3 separate regions of the Homo sapiens genome follow, and regions 1 and 3 are each linked to region 2. A link is an interaction called in ENCODE POLR2A ChIA-PET data of the cell type or tissue named here. Cell type or tissue: A673. All regions are shown on one strand. Each heading gives the region's core, and the rest is flanking DNA. Links, peaks and the distances in the headings are about the cores only.

Evidence for each region. Peaks named below come from ENCODE experiments on the same cell type or tissue, not always from the same donor. Only the 100,000 strongest peaks of a DNase experiment are listed, where the experiment ranks them.
Region 1: POLR2A ChIA-PET joins it to region 2 with 5 read pairs; 1 of 35 experiments calls an interaction of 5 or more read pairs at or near these places.
Region 3: POLR2A ChIA-PET joins it to region 2 with 5 read pairs; 1 of 35 experiments calls an interaction of 5 or more read pairs at or near these places.

Annotation. Positions count from the first base shown.
Region 1 is chr20:29,495,245-29,500,106 of GRCh38, forward strand. It overlaps the pseudogene FRG1EP. Among named protein-coding and RNA genes, the nearest start is that of FAM242B, 51 kb to the right of the region's middle. In A673, for the core only: no CTCF peak of the experiment used is centred there; a DNase peak (open chromatin) is centred at 2,117; H3K4me3 peaks cover 856 bases.
Region 2 is chr20:30,374,845-30,379,706 of GRCh38, forward strand. It overlaps the pseudogene FRG1BP. Among named protein-coding and RNA genes, the nearest start is that of FAM242A, 15 kb to the left of the region's middle. In A673, for the core only: a CTCF peak has its summit at 2,221 (motif pointing right); a DNase peak (open chromatin) is centred at 2,237; H3K4me3 peaks cover 1,717 bases; H3K27ac peaks cover 973 bases.
Region 3 is chr20:31,545,293-31,550,154 of GRCh38, forward strand. It overlaps HM13 (histocompatibility minor 13), which reads left to right. Exons shown (of 13, transcript NM_178581.3): 5 at 3,737-3,822; 6 at 3,915-4,040; 7 at 4,772-4,829. It overlaps MCTS2 (MCTS family member 2), which reads left to right and starts at 2,087. Exons shown (of 1, transcript NM_001397496.1): 1 at 2,087-2,789. The coding sequence starts at 2,212. The coding sequence ends at 2,757. RefSeq lists enhancers at 1,842-3,041, 4,544-4,862. In A673, for the core only: no CTCF peak of the experiment used is centred there; a DNase peak (open chromatin) is centred at 2,059; H3K4me3 peaks cover 2,064 bases; H3K27ac peaks cover 2,467 bases.

The sequences.
Region 1 (4,862 bases), core at 366-4,365, 880 kb before region 2:
CTGGGAGTCAGTTTCCCCACTTAAAAAATTAAGATAATAACTCTTAAGGCTATTGTGAGGATTAAGAGGTAATATGTATCTTCACGCATTGCTGGTGGAAATGTAAAATGGTGCAACATCTACAGGAAATAGTTTGGGGTTCCTCAAAAAGTTAAAGACTTACCATATGACCCAGCAATTTTACTCCTAAGTATGTATACCCAAGGGAAATGAAAACATACACCCACAAAAATACTTACGTAAGACTATTCACACTAGCATTAGTCACAATAGTCAAAAAGGGGAAACAACCTAAATGTTCATCAACTGATGAATGGATGAACAAAATGTTACATCCATACAATGGAATACTACATAGCCATAAAAAGGAACAAGTGGTACAACAATGATGGACCTCAAGAATGTTATAAGTGAAAGAAGACTGATACAAAAGGTCACATGTTGCATGATTTCTTAGGAAATATTCAGAATAGGCAATTTCACATAGATAGCAGACTAGTGGTTGCCAAGGACTAGGAGAGAGGGAGGATGGGATGTGACTGCTTTAATGGGTAGGAAGAGATTTCCTTCTGAGATGACGAAAATGTTGAGCAACTAGACAGTGGTGAACCTCTTGAATATGTACTAAAAACCACTGACTGTACAAAAGGGTGAATTTCATAATTATGAATTACATCGCAATAAAAAAATAAAAACCCAGGAGCGATTTGAAAAAAGTTAATGTGCAAAGTGCCTACAACAATTTCTTGGCGCATTGAAAGTGCTATATAAGCATTAATTATGATTATTACGATAATCTTAAGACACTCTTGTCTCCATTTTCATCATAAAGTTTTCAGAAGATAACTCACCACTCCTCACAGGAAATTCACAGAGTAAAAATCTCACATTCATTCAGGATATACCTGCCATTTATTCTGGCATCTTCATGAGGCCAGACTCCTCGAGAGGGTTCTCAAGGGCAGTGGCTTCAGCTCACTCCTTGATACTTTCTTTCCATCTCGCCTAACAATATCAAAACCTCTGTTTATCACGGAGACCAGGAGGAAATGCTCAATATTTGTATGTACAGTCAACCTCAGGCAAATCTGCCAGTTAAAAAAGAAGCGGGGATATGAATGCACAGGTATTTTTCTCCTAAAGAGCTAATAAATTACCACTACGACCTCCTCCTCACATTTGGCTCAATTTATTTACTGCATATACGTTCTCTAATTTAATCCTCACAGTCTTCTAAAGGTATAAAAAATGGTCTGAAAGTATAAATGTGTAAACGGAGGTTTAAAGATACTTGATCTCTTAATGAGTAAATGGAAGTTCAGACATATTAACCAATTTGCCACAAATTACAAAATTAGTAAATGACGGAGTGCAGGTTCCAGCCCATATCCCTATCAAAGCCTATATACACCTCAACCACTGTGTGATTCATCCTGGTTTCACTCTACATACTAGCTTAGAAAAAAATAATCAATAATTTTTCCAGGAAGAGACAATGGAGAAAAGAATAATCCCTAGTAAAGGAAGTTATTATCATGAACTACAAGATCAGACAAACGCAGACCCACCAGGCAGAGGCCGGGAGAGATGCCTCAGCGGACCCAAACTCGTGGGTACGGGGCCACGGGTCACCCGCCCATCTATCCTGTTAACAGGGTCGTCCGCGCGGGAGGCTGCCCCTCTCTGCACAGGCGCCAGGAACCGCGGTCCAGCCTCCGTCCAGCCCAGACAGGGTCAGGGCGAAACCTGGGAGGCCGCGAAACCTGGGAGGCCACGAAGCCTGCTCTCCGCACCACGGCTTCCACCGGATTCGCGGGGGTGGAGTGCATCCGAAAAGAACTGAGGAGGCTCCCGCTGGAGCTGCAGGACCCAGCTCTTCGCCTTGGTTCCCTTGAGCACAAGCTTGGTAGACTTCACATAAGAGTACTAGGCCATGGCTCCGGGAGACTTCTGTGCGGAGAGGCTGAAGCCGGCTCAGGACGAGTGTGTGACCTGGAGCAGCACCAGGGCGGGGAGGAAAAGAAGTTGAGGCAAAGTAAACACTCCCTGACAGCGTAAGTCTGTCCAGAACCCGCCTTCGTCTTTACCCAAACGCTGAATGGCTGAGATTTCCACTTCCGGGTTTCTGCCAGGGAGCTACCGCGGCCGCAGAGGGCCGAAAGGTGTCCGCACGCATCTGCTCCCTCGTTTCCTCTCGAGGAGCCCCTGAGGATTTGTGCCTCCCAGAAGTGGGGAAAGCTCGCCCAAGGCGCCGGTGCTGACGGTGGCGGGACTGCCGGGCTCGCTGTGGAACCGCCTCCCGCTAGAGCTGCGGGCTGGTGACGGTCCCCGCGGGGGCGGGAAGCGGCTTAGGCTGCCCTCGCCGGCCTGCGGCGGCGAGTCTGGAAGCGCGGTCCACTCGTGCGCGGGTCACTCGGGGCTGTGCCTCGCGCGACTGTGTGTGCAGGAAACAAGCAGGAAATACCCTAAAATAGAATGAAGTGCCATGTTGAGGGCCGCGGACGTCGCGAGTGCTGTGGGAATGTGGGCTAAGGTGGAGAGTTATGGTGGCGCGTGTTACAGGCTCAGGGGTCAGGAAGAAGCCTAATCGTGGAGGCGGCATCTGAGGAGGGTCTTGAACGCTGGGCAGGCTTTTGCCCGATAGAGATGGAGGAAGCTAGTCCTGTCTGCTGGAGGAAACAGGGCAGAGGCGAGGAGGGAGCCGTGCAGCGCTGGTGTGAGGAGCCGCGAGCAGGCCAGGCCTGTAAAGCAGAGTGATGGGAACCAGGATAGAGAAGGCAAATCGGAGTCCTGTGGTCGCTGAAGAATTTGAATGAAATCAGTAAACAGGTGACAGGGATCCATCGCAAGAGCATGGGATGAAACGAGGAGTAGTCCACGGTGATTCCTCCGCAGCGATGGGTATTATTAATCGCTTATGTGACACCAAAACGGTGGGTATTATTGATAACGTATGTGACACCAAAACCACCCCACTCAAGTTGTGGCTCTTTCCCTAAAGTAGAAAACAGAGACCAGTTGGGTTCCAAGCATCCACGAAGATCTTACTAAATTTGTGATCCCCAGTGGCACCATGGAGTCAGGATTGGCTCATCTCAAACCTGACTCAGAAACAAAACCATCTCAATGTGCAGAGATTAGCGTCCTTACCCGCTATCATATTTTCTGGTGTTTTCACAGTGCTGCGCTTCCTAATCCCCATTCCACCACAATCCACATGCCATGATGCCCAGAGGCATTAACAAAGGAGACACACAGGGGCTCCTCACGTTGGCTTTCCATGGTTTTGATGAAAATCTGTTTCCTCATCTCATACAATGTGGTTAGTAATAGTATCATTTAGAGTTGAAGAATTAAATGGTACGAATTATATAGGGTGCTTATTATAACCTACATGGAAAATGCCTAGGATATGTTAGCTATGCTCATCACCAACATCGTTATATGATGGTAATAATCAGATAGTTAGGAAGGGCGACGCCAAGAAAATGGATACATGCTCTGAGGGAATGAATGTGGAGAGATCAGAAGGTCAAGAACAAAGCCGTACAACATGTCTGCAGTAAAGGGATAGAGAAAAGAAAGGCTATAAAAGAAGGAATGAAACAAAGTTAGAGTAAAATTATAAAATCAAAGCTAAGGACAATTTCCAGAAAGGGTAATATCATTTAATATCATAGAAGTTTAGGAGCACAAGATGGAAAAATGGCCTGTGGGTAACTGACATTGAGGCGGTCTTTAGGGAAACTCCATTTCCGATAGAGAAGTAGACAGAAAGTCAGCTTGAAGCAGGGACTAGGTGAAGAAGCTGTTGGCTGGTCGCATGGGGAAATAAATAAGGGATCGCATATGCCATATTTCTGGGTTTCTTTCTTTCTTGCCCAGCCTCTATATATGCCTAGAGTTTGGCGAAAACTTACAAAAAATAAAAATGAAACCAATTTCGTTTGTAGACTCAAATACAATGCTTTGTGTTAGAATCAAGATAAATTCATGCCTCTTCCTTCTATTGTCACCATCAGTTTTGAAATTAAACATGAGCTTTTCTTCTTCATTAAAATCATTTTCAACTCCTTCCAGGTGTTGGTGGTTTGGGGCGTTACATAAGCAGTCAGGTCTTGATGAGTAGAGGAGGAGGGAACAAACACTTTCAGCAAAGAGAGAATTCTGAAATTCTGCTCATATTTTTCTCCAGTAACTTTCCTATGTTTGTGAGGATGTTCAGTCATAAAGATCCTAGTGAAATTTTTTTCAAGCTTGACTAATCTTAATCACTGTGGACGTTTGTTTAAAATGTGTATTCCCAGGCCTCACACCTGCTGATTCTGATTCAGGAGATCACGGATGGGACTCAGAATACATGTGTTTGAGAAGTACCACAAGTGGTTCTTATGGTCAGGCAAATTTGGGAATCTAACCAGAAATTTATGTTTTTATGACTGGCAGCTAGAAAAGATTCCTAGAGTCTTTGCTTTTTGAAAATAAAATATTTCTTTTTTAAAAGGAAAATTGTATGACTAGATACAACATTTATACATGTGGCACATGTACTATACTGTGTGCTTTTGTCATATTTACAGTTAAAGATGTGTAAGAACACTCTGAGAAAAATTATATATTAAATGCAAAGAGGGGTAAGTCAGGGTGGGGGAGAAATGGGAAGGGTGTGCTTATTGTTGCTAAAAGGTAGAAAAGCCAGAATGATAGCCATCTAAGGTTGCAAATAGCACATTGTAAGTTGAGGGAGCTTCACAATCATGTCTGAAACCTTCTTTGATATACTGAGTTGTAAACAGTGGCTTTGGACAAGATTTGAGGGAGAAACAAACCATGCTTTAAAGTGTTCATTTAAAAGGCTTTAA
Region 2 (4,862 bases), core at 261-4,260:
ACATAAATTTCTGGTTAGATTCCAAAATTTGCCTGACCATAAGAAACACTTGTGGTACTTGTCAAACACATGTATTCTGAGTCCCATCCGTGATCTCCTGAATCAGAATCAGCAGGTGAGAAGCCTGGGAATACACATTTTAAACAAACGTCCACAGTGATTATGATTAGTCAAGCTTGAAAAAAATTTCACTAGGATCTTTATGACTGAATAACCTCACAAACATAGGAAAGTTACTGGAGAAAAATACGAGCAGAATTTCAGAATTCTGCCTTTGCTGAAAGTGTTTGTTCCCTCCTCCTCTACTCATCAAGACCTGACTGCTTATGTAACTCCCCCAAACCACCAACACCTGGGAGGAGTTGAAAATGATTTTAATGAAGAAGAAAAGCTGATGTTTAATTTCAAAACTGACGGTGACAATAGAAGGGAGAGGCATGAATTTATCTTGATTCTAACACGAAGCATTGTATTTCAGTCAACAAACGAAATTGGTTTCATTTTTATTTTTTGTAAGTTTTCGCCAAACTCTATGCATATATAGAGGCTGGGCAAGAAAGAAATCCAGAAATATGGCATATGCCATCCCTTATTTATTTCCCCATGCGACCAGCCAACAGCTTCTTCACCTAGTCCCTGCTTCAAGCTGACTTTGTGTCTACTTCTCTATCGGAAATGGAGCTTCCCTAAAGACTGCCTCAATGTCAGTTACCCAGAGGCCTTTTTTCCATCTTGTGCTCCTAAACTTCTATGATATTAAATGATATTACCCTTTCTGGAAATTCTCCTTAGCTTTGATTTTATAATTTTACTCTAACTGTTTAATTCCTTCTTTTATAGCCTTTCTTTTCTCTATCCCTTTACTGCAGACATGTTGTACGGCTTTGTTCTTGACCTTCTGATCTCTCCACATTCATTCCCTCAGAGCATGTATCCATTTTCTTGGTGTCGGCCTTCCTGACTATCTGATTATTACCATCATATAACGATGTTGGTGATGAGCATAGCTAACATATCCTAGGCATTTTCCATGTAGGTTATAATAAGCACTCTATATAATTTGTACCATTTAATTCTTCAACCCTAAATGATACTATTACGAACCACATTGTATGAGATGAGGAAACTGAGATTTTCATCAAAACCATGGAAAGCCAACGTGAGGAGCCCCTGTGTGTCTCCTTTGTTAATGCCTCTGGGCATCATGGCATGTGGATTGCCCTAGAATGGGGATTAGGAAGCGCAGCACTGTGAAAACACCAGAAAATACGTTATGATAGCGGGTAAGGACGCTCATCTCCGCACATTGAGATGGTTTTATTTCTGAGTCAGGTTTGAAATGAGCCAATCCTGACTCCATGGTGCCACCAGGGATCACGAATTTAATAAGATCTTTGTGGATGCTTGGAACCCAACTGGTCTCTGTTTTCTACTTTAGGGAAAGAGCCACAGCTTGAGTGGGGTGGTTTTGGTGTCACATACGCTATCAATAATACCCACCGTTTTGGTGTCACATGTGCGATTAATAATACCCACCGCTGCAGAGGGATCACCGTGGACTACTCCTCGTTTCATCCCATGCTCTTGCGATGGATCCCTCTCACCTGTTTAATGATTTCATTCAAATTCTTCAGCGACCGCAGGACCCCGATTTGCCTTCTCTATCCTGGTTCCCATCACTCTGCTTTACAGGCCTGGCCTGCTCGCGGCTCCTCACACCAGCACTGCGCATCTCCCTCCACGCCTCTGCCCTGTTTCCTCCATCAGACAGGACTAGCTTCCTCCATCTCTATCGGGCAAAAGCCTGCCCAGCGTTCAAGACCCTCCTCAGATGCCGCCTCCAGGATTAGGCTTCTTCCTGACCCCTGAGCCTGTAACACGCGCCACCATAACTCTCCACCTCCGCCCACATTCCCACAGCACTCGCGACATCCGCGGGCCTCAACATGTCTCTTCATTCCATTTTAGGGTATTTCCTGTTTGTTTCCTGCACACACAGTCGCGCGAGGCACAGCCCTGAGTGACCTGCGCGGGAGTGGCCCGCGCTTCAAGATGCGCCGCCGCAGGCCGGGGAGGGCAGCCTGAGCCGCTTCCCGCCCCCGCGGGGACCGTCGCCAGCCCGCATCTCTAGCGAGAGGAGGTTCCACAGCGCGCCCGGCAGCCCCGCCACCGTCAGCACCTGCGCCTCGGGCGGGCTTTCCCCACCTCTGGGAGGCACGAATCCTCAGGGGCTCCTCGAGAGGGCGCCAGGGAGCAGATGCATGCGGACACCTTTCGGCCCTCTGCAGCCGCCGTAGCTCCTCCCTCACGCCCCGCCCCCCCCCCCCCTCCCGGCAGAAACCTGGAAGTGGAAATCTCGGGCATTCACCGTTTGGGTGAAGACGGAGGCGGGTTCTGGACAGACGTAGGCTGTCAGGGAGTGTTTACTTCGCCTCCACTTCTGTTCCTCCCTGCCCTGGTGCTGCTCCAGGTCACATACTCGTCCTGAGCCGGCTTCAGCCTGTCCGCGCAGAAGTCTCCCGGAGCCATGGCCTAGTACTCTTATGTGAAGTCTAGCAAGCTCGTGCTCAAGGGAACCGAGGTGAAGAGCTGGGTCCTGCAGCTCTGGTGGGAGCCTCCTCAGTTCTTTTCGGATGCACTCCACCCCCGCGAATCCGGTGGAAGCCGTGGTGCAGAGAGCCGGCTTTGTGGCCTCCCAGGCTTCGCTCTGACCCTGTCTGGGCTGGACGGAGGCCGGACCGCGGTTCCTGGCGCCTGTGCAGAGAGGGGCAGCCTCCCGTGCTGACGACCCTGGAAACAGGATAGACGGGCGGGTGACCCGTGGCCCCGTACCCACGAGTTTGGGTCCCCTGAGGCATCTCTCCAGGCCTCTGCCTGGTGGGTCTGCGTTAGTCTGATCTTGTAGTTCATTATAATAACTTCCTTTATTAGGGATTATTCTTTTCTCCATTGTCTCTTCCTGGAAAAATTATTGATTAATTTTTTTCTAAGCTAATATGTAGAGTGAAACCGGGATGAATCACACAGTGGTTGAGGTGTATATGGGCTTTGATAGGGATATGGGTTGGAACCTGCACTCTGTCATTTACTAATTTTGTAATTTGTGGCAAATTGGTTAATATGTCTGAACTTCCATTTACTCATTAAGAGATCAAGTATCTTTGAACCTCCGTTTACACATTTAAACTTTTAGACCATTTTTTATACCTTTAGAATACTGTGAGGATTAAATGAGAGAACATACATGCAGTAAATAAATTAAGCCAAATGTGAGGAGGAGGTCGTAGTGGTAATTTATTAGCTCTTTAGGAGAAAAATACCTGTGCATTCATATCCCCGCTTCTTTTTTAACTGGCAGATTTGCCTGAGGTTGACTGTACATACAAATATTGAGCATTTCCTCCTGGCCTCCGTGATAAACAGGGGTTTTGATATTGTTAGGCGAGATGGAAAGAAAGTATCAAGGAGTGAGCTGAAGCCACTGCCCTTGAGAACCCTCTCGAGGAGTCTGGCCTCATGAAGATGCCAGAATAAGTGGCAGGTATATCCTGAATGAATGTGAGATTTTTACTATGTGAAATGCCTGTGAGGAGTGGTGAGTTATCTTCTGAAAACTTTATGATGAAAATGCAGACAAGAGTGTCTTAAGATTATCGTAATAATCATAATTAATGCTTATATAGCACTTTCAATGCGCCAAGAAATTGTTGTAGGCACTTTGCACATTAACTTTCTTCAAATTGCTCTTGGGTTTTTATTTTTTTATTGCGATGTAATTCATAATTATAAAATTCACCCTTTTGTACAGTCAGTGGTTTTTATTATATATTCAAGAGGTTCACCACTGTCTAGTTGCTCAGCATTTTCATCATCTCAGAAGGAAATCTCTTCCTAACCATTAAAGCAGTCACATCCCATCTTCCCCCTCTCCTAGTCCTTGGCAACCACTAGTCTGCTATCTATGTGAAATTGCCTATTCTGAATATTTCCTAAGAAATCATGCAACATGTGGCCTTTTGTATCTGGCTTCTTTCACTTATAACATTCTTGAGGTCCATCAGTTTTGTAGCACTTGTTCCTTTTTATGGCTGCGTAGTAGTCCATTGTATGGATGTAATATTTTGTTCATCCATTCATCAGTTGATGAACATTTAGATTGTTTCCCCTTTTTGACTATTGTGACTAATACTAGTGTGAATATTCTTATGTAAGTATTTTTGTGGGTGTATGTTTTCATTTCCCTTGGGTATACATACTTAGGAGTAAAATTGCTGGGTCATATGGTAACTCTTTAACTTTTTGAGGAACGCCAAACTGTTTCCTGTAGATGCTGCACCATTTTACATTTCCACCAGCAATGTGTGAAGATACATATTACCTCTTAATCCTCACAATAGCCTTAAGAGTTAAGTTGTTATCCTAATTTTTTAAGTGGGGAAACTGACTCACAGAGAGATTCAGTACCTTTTCCCAAAATCACAGAGCTAAGAAGTGACAGAATCAGGATTTAAAATCTGGCAGTGTGGCTCTACAATCTGCTTTGAACTTTAACATAATATGTACAAAGCCTGAAGCAAATTCTCAGTACTGTATTTAAGAGGGCATAGCAATGTAAGTCTTCCTAAATCAATAATTTATAAATGAAACAACTTAAAAGACTTCCAAGTTTCAATCTTACGATATTGATTTATCACACAAATCAATATACTTAAACTCATCTATATAAATTATGTCCTGTAGTAAGAAGAAAAAGAGCAAAGATAAGAAGAGAAAAAGAGAAGATGAAGAAACCCAGCTTGATACGTTGGTGAGTCAGTTTTCAGTGCTTTATTCTGAAAAAAGTTAACATTTCTTGAGATCTC
Region 3 (4,862 bases), core at 366-4,365, 1.2 Mb after region 2:
TCCTTCACAGTCATGTTGTTAAGATGGCGAGTCAATAAGTGGAAAGCATTCAGCATGGTGCCTGGCTCATAGTAAGCACTCAAAGTCGGCCTTCATGATTATTTTATTCGTATATATTTTTAGTGTGATCACTGCCTCACCTAAGGTTTGAAAAGGGGGTTCCACAGCTCTTTTTTCAAAAATAAAAACTGGCCAGAAACAGTGTCTCATGCCTGTAATCACAGCAATTTGGGAGGCCAAGACAGGATGATCACTTGAGGCCAGGAATTTGAGACCAGCCTAGGCAACATAGTGAGACCTCATCTCTACAAAAAAATTGTAAAAAAATGCAAACTATGGGGAAGTGTGGAGATCCTGGGATTTGTAGGTTAGTTAGGGTATGGATTCAAATGCTGTAACAAGATTATCAATGCTTGACCAAACAGCAGGTATTTCTTTGTTTTTTGTTTTTTGAGACAGAGTCTTGTTCTGTCACCCAGGGTGGAGTGCAGTGGTGCGATCTCAGCTCACTGAAACCTCAGCCAACTGAGTAATTGAGATTACAGGCGTGTGCTACCACACCCAGCTAATTTTTTTGTATTTTTAGTAGAGATGGAGTTTTGCCATGCTAGCCAGGCTGGTCTCAAACTCCTGACCTCAAGTGATCTGCCCACCTCAGCCTCCCAAAGCGCTAGAATTACAGGCGTGAGTGAGCCACCACGCCCAGCAGGTATTTCTCTTGTATACAATACTGAGCATGTGAAATCTAGCACTTTTTTTTTTTTTTTTTTTTTTCGAGACAGGGTCTCGCTCTGTCGCCCAGGCTGGAGTGCAGCGGCACAATCTTGGCTCACTGCAAGCTCCACCCCCTGGGTTCACGCCATTCTCCTGCCTCAGCCTCCCGAGTAGCTGGGACTACAGGCGCCCGCCACTACGCCCGGCTAATTTTTTTGTATTTTTAGTAGAGACGGGGTTTCACCGTGTTAGGATGGTCTCCATCCCCTGACCTCTTGATTCGCCTCCCAAAGTGCTAGGATTACAGGCGTGAGCCACCGCGCCCGGCCGTAGCACTCTCTCTTACTGGTGCCTAGCACATGCTGCCTTGTCCCTAATCGGCAGCAATTTTATGTGATTGCTTTGTGCATCTCTAAGGAACCTCTGTTAAACAATTGTTGATTTTTTTTTTTTAAAGACTGAGCTTGGGCCAGGTGAGATGGCTCACGCCTCCCAGCACTTTGGGAGGCTGAGGCAGGCGGATGACTTGAGATCAGGAGTTCCAGACCAGCCTGGCCATCACGGCGAAACCCCGTCTCTACTAAAAACACAAAAAAAATTAGCCAGGCATGGTGGCGTGTACCTGTAATCCTAGCTACTCGGGAGGCTGAGGCAGGAGAATCGCTTTAACCTGGGAAGGCGGAGGTTGCAGTGAGCCGAAATCGCGCCACTGCACTCCAGCCAGGGCGACAGAGTGAGACCCTGTCTCAAAAAAAAAAAAAAAAGACTAAGCTTGGCCAGGCGCGGTGGCTCATGCCTGTAATCCCAACACTTTGGGAGGCTGATGCAGGAGGGTCACTTGAGCCCTGGAGTTCGAGGCTGCAGTAAGCCACGGTCAGTGCACTCCAGCCTGGGCGACAGAGCAAGACCCCGTCTAAAAAAATAAATAAATAAAACAGTAAAAAGGCTAGGCTTATACCACAGTCTTCAAGGTCCCAGGCCCTCTCTATCTCATGCTCCGCCATATACAGCACTGGCCCTCGGGTCAGGATAGTGTCATCACTCCACTGTCCAGCCAGAAGGAAGGAGAGGCATCCATATTCCCTGTCCATTTAGCTATAAGAGAAGCTGGAAAATGGCCGTGAGTCGGTCTCGTGTCCAGTTAGAACTAACTCATCAGGGTGCGCATCTGCAGTCTTCTGTTCCGGCAAGGAGAAAGCATTCGTATCATTTCTAGCTTGTCAAGCCCTACTGTTTCAGCGATCCTCATTGGAGAGGAATCAGCAGTCGAAGGAACAGCGGGCCAAGCGCAGTCGTGACGTGGCGTTCAGAGAGCGGAAGTTGTCAGATTTCACCGGGCCGTAAAGCGCGCTGGCTGTGTCATCTTCCGGTTAGCGACAACGGCTCTGACCGTCTGGCAGGCCGCGTGGCGCCCGCGCCGGCCTTCCTGCAGGGGACTCCACCGGAGCCTTGCCAATTCCGTTTGTTTCCCTGTTGTCGCCCGCTTCACCCTGGATCATGTTCAAGAAGTTTGATGAAAAGGAAAGTGTGTCCAACTGCATCCAGTTGAAAACGTCAGTTATTAAGGGCATTAAGAGCCAACTGGTAGAGCAATTTCCAGGTATTGAACCATGGCTTAATCAAATCATGCCTAAGAAAGATCCTGTCAAAATAGTCCGATGCCACGAACATACAGAAATCCTTACCGTAAGTGGGGAATTATTGTTTTTTAGACAAAGAAAGGGGCCTTTTTGTCCAACTCTAAGGTTGCTTCACAAATACCCTTTTATCCTGCCACACCAGCAGGTTGATAAAGGAGCTATCAAATTTGTACTCAGTGGCGCAAATATTATGTGTCCAGGTTTAACTTCTCCTGGAGCTAAGCTGTACCCTGCTGCAGTAGATACGATTGTAGCAGTCACAGCGGAAGGAAAACAGCATGCTCTGTGTGTTGGGGTCATGAAGATGTCTGCAGAAGATATTGAGAAAGTCAACAAAGGAATTGGCATTGAAAATATCCATTATTTAAATGATGGGCTGTGGCACATGAAGACATATAAATGAGCCTCAGAAGGAATGCATTTGGGGGGCTAAATGTGGATATTGATTGTGTCGTATGTGTGTTTGTGTCTGTGTGTGACAGCGTGAATACAATGCCTCTGTGGTTATGCTAAATAAGTTTAACAGATACTTTATAGAAAACAAATCAGGGTGCTCTTACCACAGATGAAAAAACAAATTAGGGGACAAGCAGCAAGCAGTCTGCTAACACTCTGGAATGTGAAAGGAGTGTCTGGACTCTGTGACTCCCGGCAAACTCCACAGCCTCTAGTTGTCTTCTTAGGAAGCTTGGAAGCAATTGAGAATGGTCTAACATCAAGATGTCTACCACAGGGCCCCCCACAAAAGCAGCCTCGGGGACTCCGGCCTTTCCTTGAGACCTGCATCTCTTCCCTTCTTCATCGCCTGCTAGTGAACTGAGGCTGCCGCTAACCTTCTTCATCCTTTGGTGGCAAAGTAGAAAGATTCCAGAATTAACTCGACCTTTCTAAAGACCTGGGCTCAGAGGCAGCTGGCACTGACTGAGCACCCACTATGTGCCAGGCACTGTGCTGAATGCATTGTAAGGACTGTCTTACTTATTCCCCCACAGCAGCCCTAAGAAGGGGTGCTGTTATCCCCTTTTTACAGATAAGAAAACTGAAGCTCAGAGAGGGCACTGCCTTCCCCAAGGTCACCCAGCTACAAGTAACAAAGCCTGTGCTTCTAACACCAAAGACCACTTCCCGCTGACACTGTGCCAGGCTTGTAAGTCTCTCTCTGGGCCTCCATTCCCTCCTGTAGGAAATTGGAGGGGTTGGGGTGGCTCCAGTGAGCTCTCCCCTTCTGAAACTCATACTAATCTGGGGCAGCCAAGGCTTAGCCCCGCCAGCCTGTGAACCTCTCACAGTGCCCACAGCCATGCCCTCCTCCGTCCAGGGGCTGACAGGTGGGAGGGGTAGCCCTGCCTCAGGGAGTGGACTTACCTGGCCTCTCTGCTCAGAGATCATCAATTATGAATTTGACACCAAGGACCTGGTGTGCCTGGGCCTGAGCAGCATCGTTGGCGTCTGGTACCTGCTGAGGAAGGTGAGTAGTCAGGACCTGGGCAGAAGGGGAGGATGGGGTTGACAGGGCAGGGTGGGTCACAGCAAGCTGGTCTCACTCCCCGCTTTCCTCAGCACTGGATTGCCAACAACCTTTTTGGCCTGGCCTTCTCCCTTAATGGAGTAGAGCTCCTGCACCTCAACAATGTCAGCACTGGCTGCATCCTGCTGGGCGGACTCTTCATCTACGATGTCTTCTGGGTGAGTCAGGCAGGGATGCCAAGGATGTCTGGCTCCGGGGCCATCTCATCTCATCACCCTGCCTCTCTGGCCCAAGTTGCAGTCATCTGACGGAGAAGAGCTGTTTTGGGCTGAAGTTCCGGACCGCAGAGCAAGTCCTCTCTGGGCCCATCTGTGAGATGGAGCCAGAGAGAGCAGATTCTACCTCTTTCTGAGAGCACACTCATGCCCGGTGCCTTCCGACCACCTGCCTCTCTTCCTTGCTAGCAGGGGTGTTACCTAATCCCATGTCTCCTTGGCAAGGGAGTTGAGACTCAAAGAAGTTCAGGTAGGGGTGGAAGAATGTTGATGAATGGGCCCAGCAAGGGCATTCACATTCACTCTGAGAGGCATCACAGAGGGACTGACGTCAGCCTGACTCAGGTACCCTTTTCCTGGCCCCAGGCAGCCTCTTCCCCTCTCAAGTGGGTAGCGCTGGGGGACTTTATCACTTGGGAGGAACAGAACTGTGAACAAACATAGGCTGCCTGGCTTGGGCCATCAGAGGTCTTTTCTATACTCCCTCGAATTTCCCCTTTGTTGCCCAGAACCAGTATCAGTGGCCACCTCACCTCAGCTTCAGATCTGCACTGGAGCCCCTCCCAGCTCCCCTCAGATCCCAGGCAGCAGCACATCTAGAAGCCCAGGGACAGCCATTCTTCCCCCCACAGCCCCTCACTTCCCTTCATACTGCTCTTTTTTTCTCCTTCTAGGTATTTGGCACCAATGTGATGGTGACAGTGGCCAAGTCCTTCGAGGCACCAATAAAATGTAAGTGACCACCCTGCCACAGGGAACCCCTTC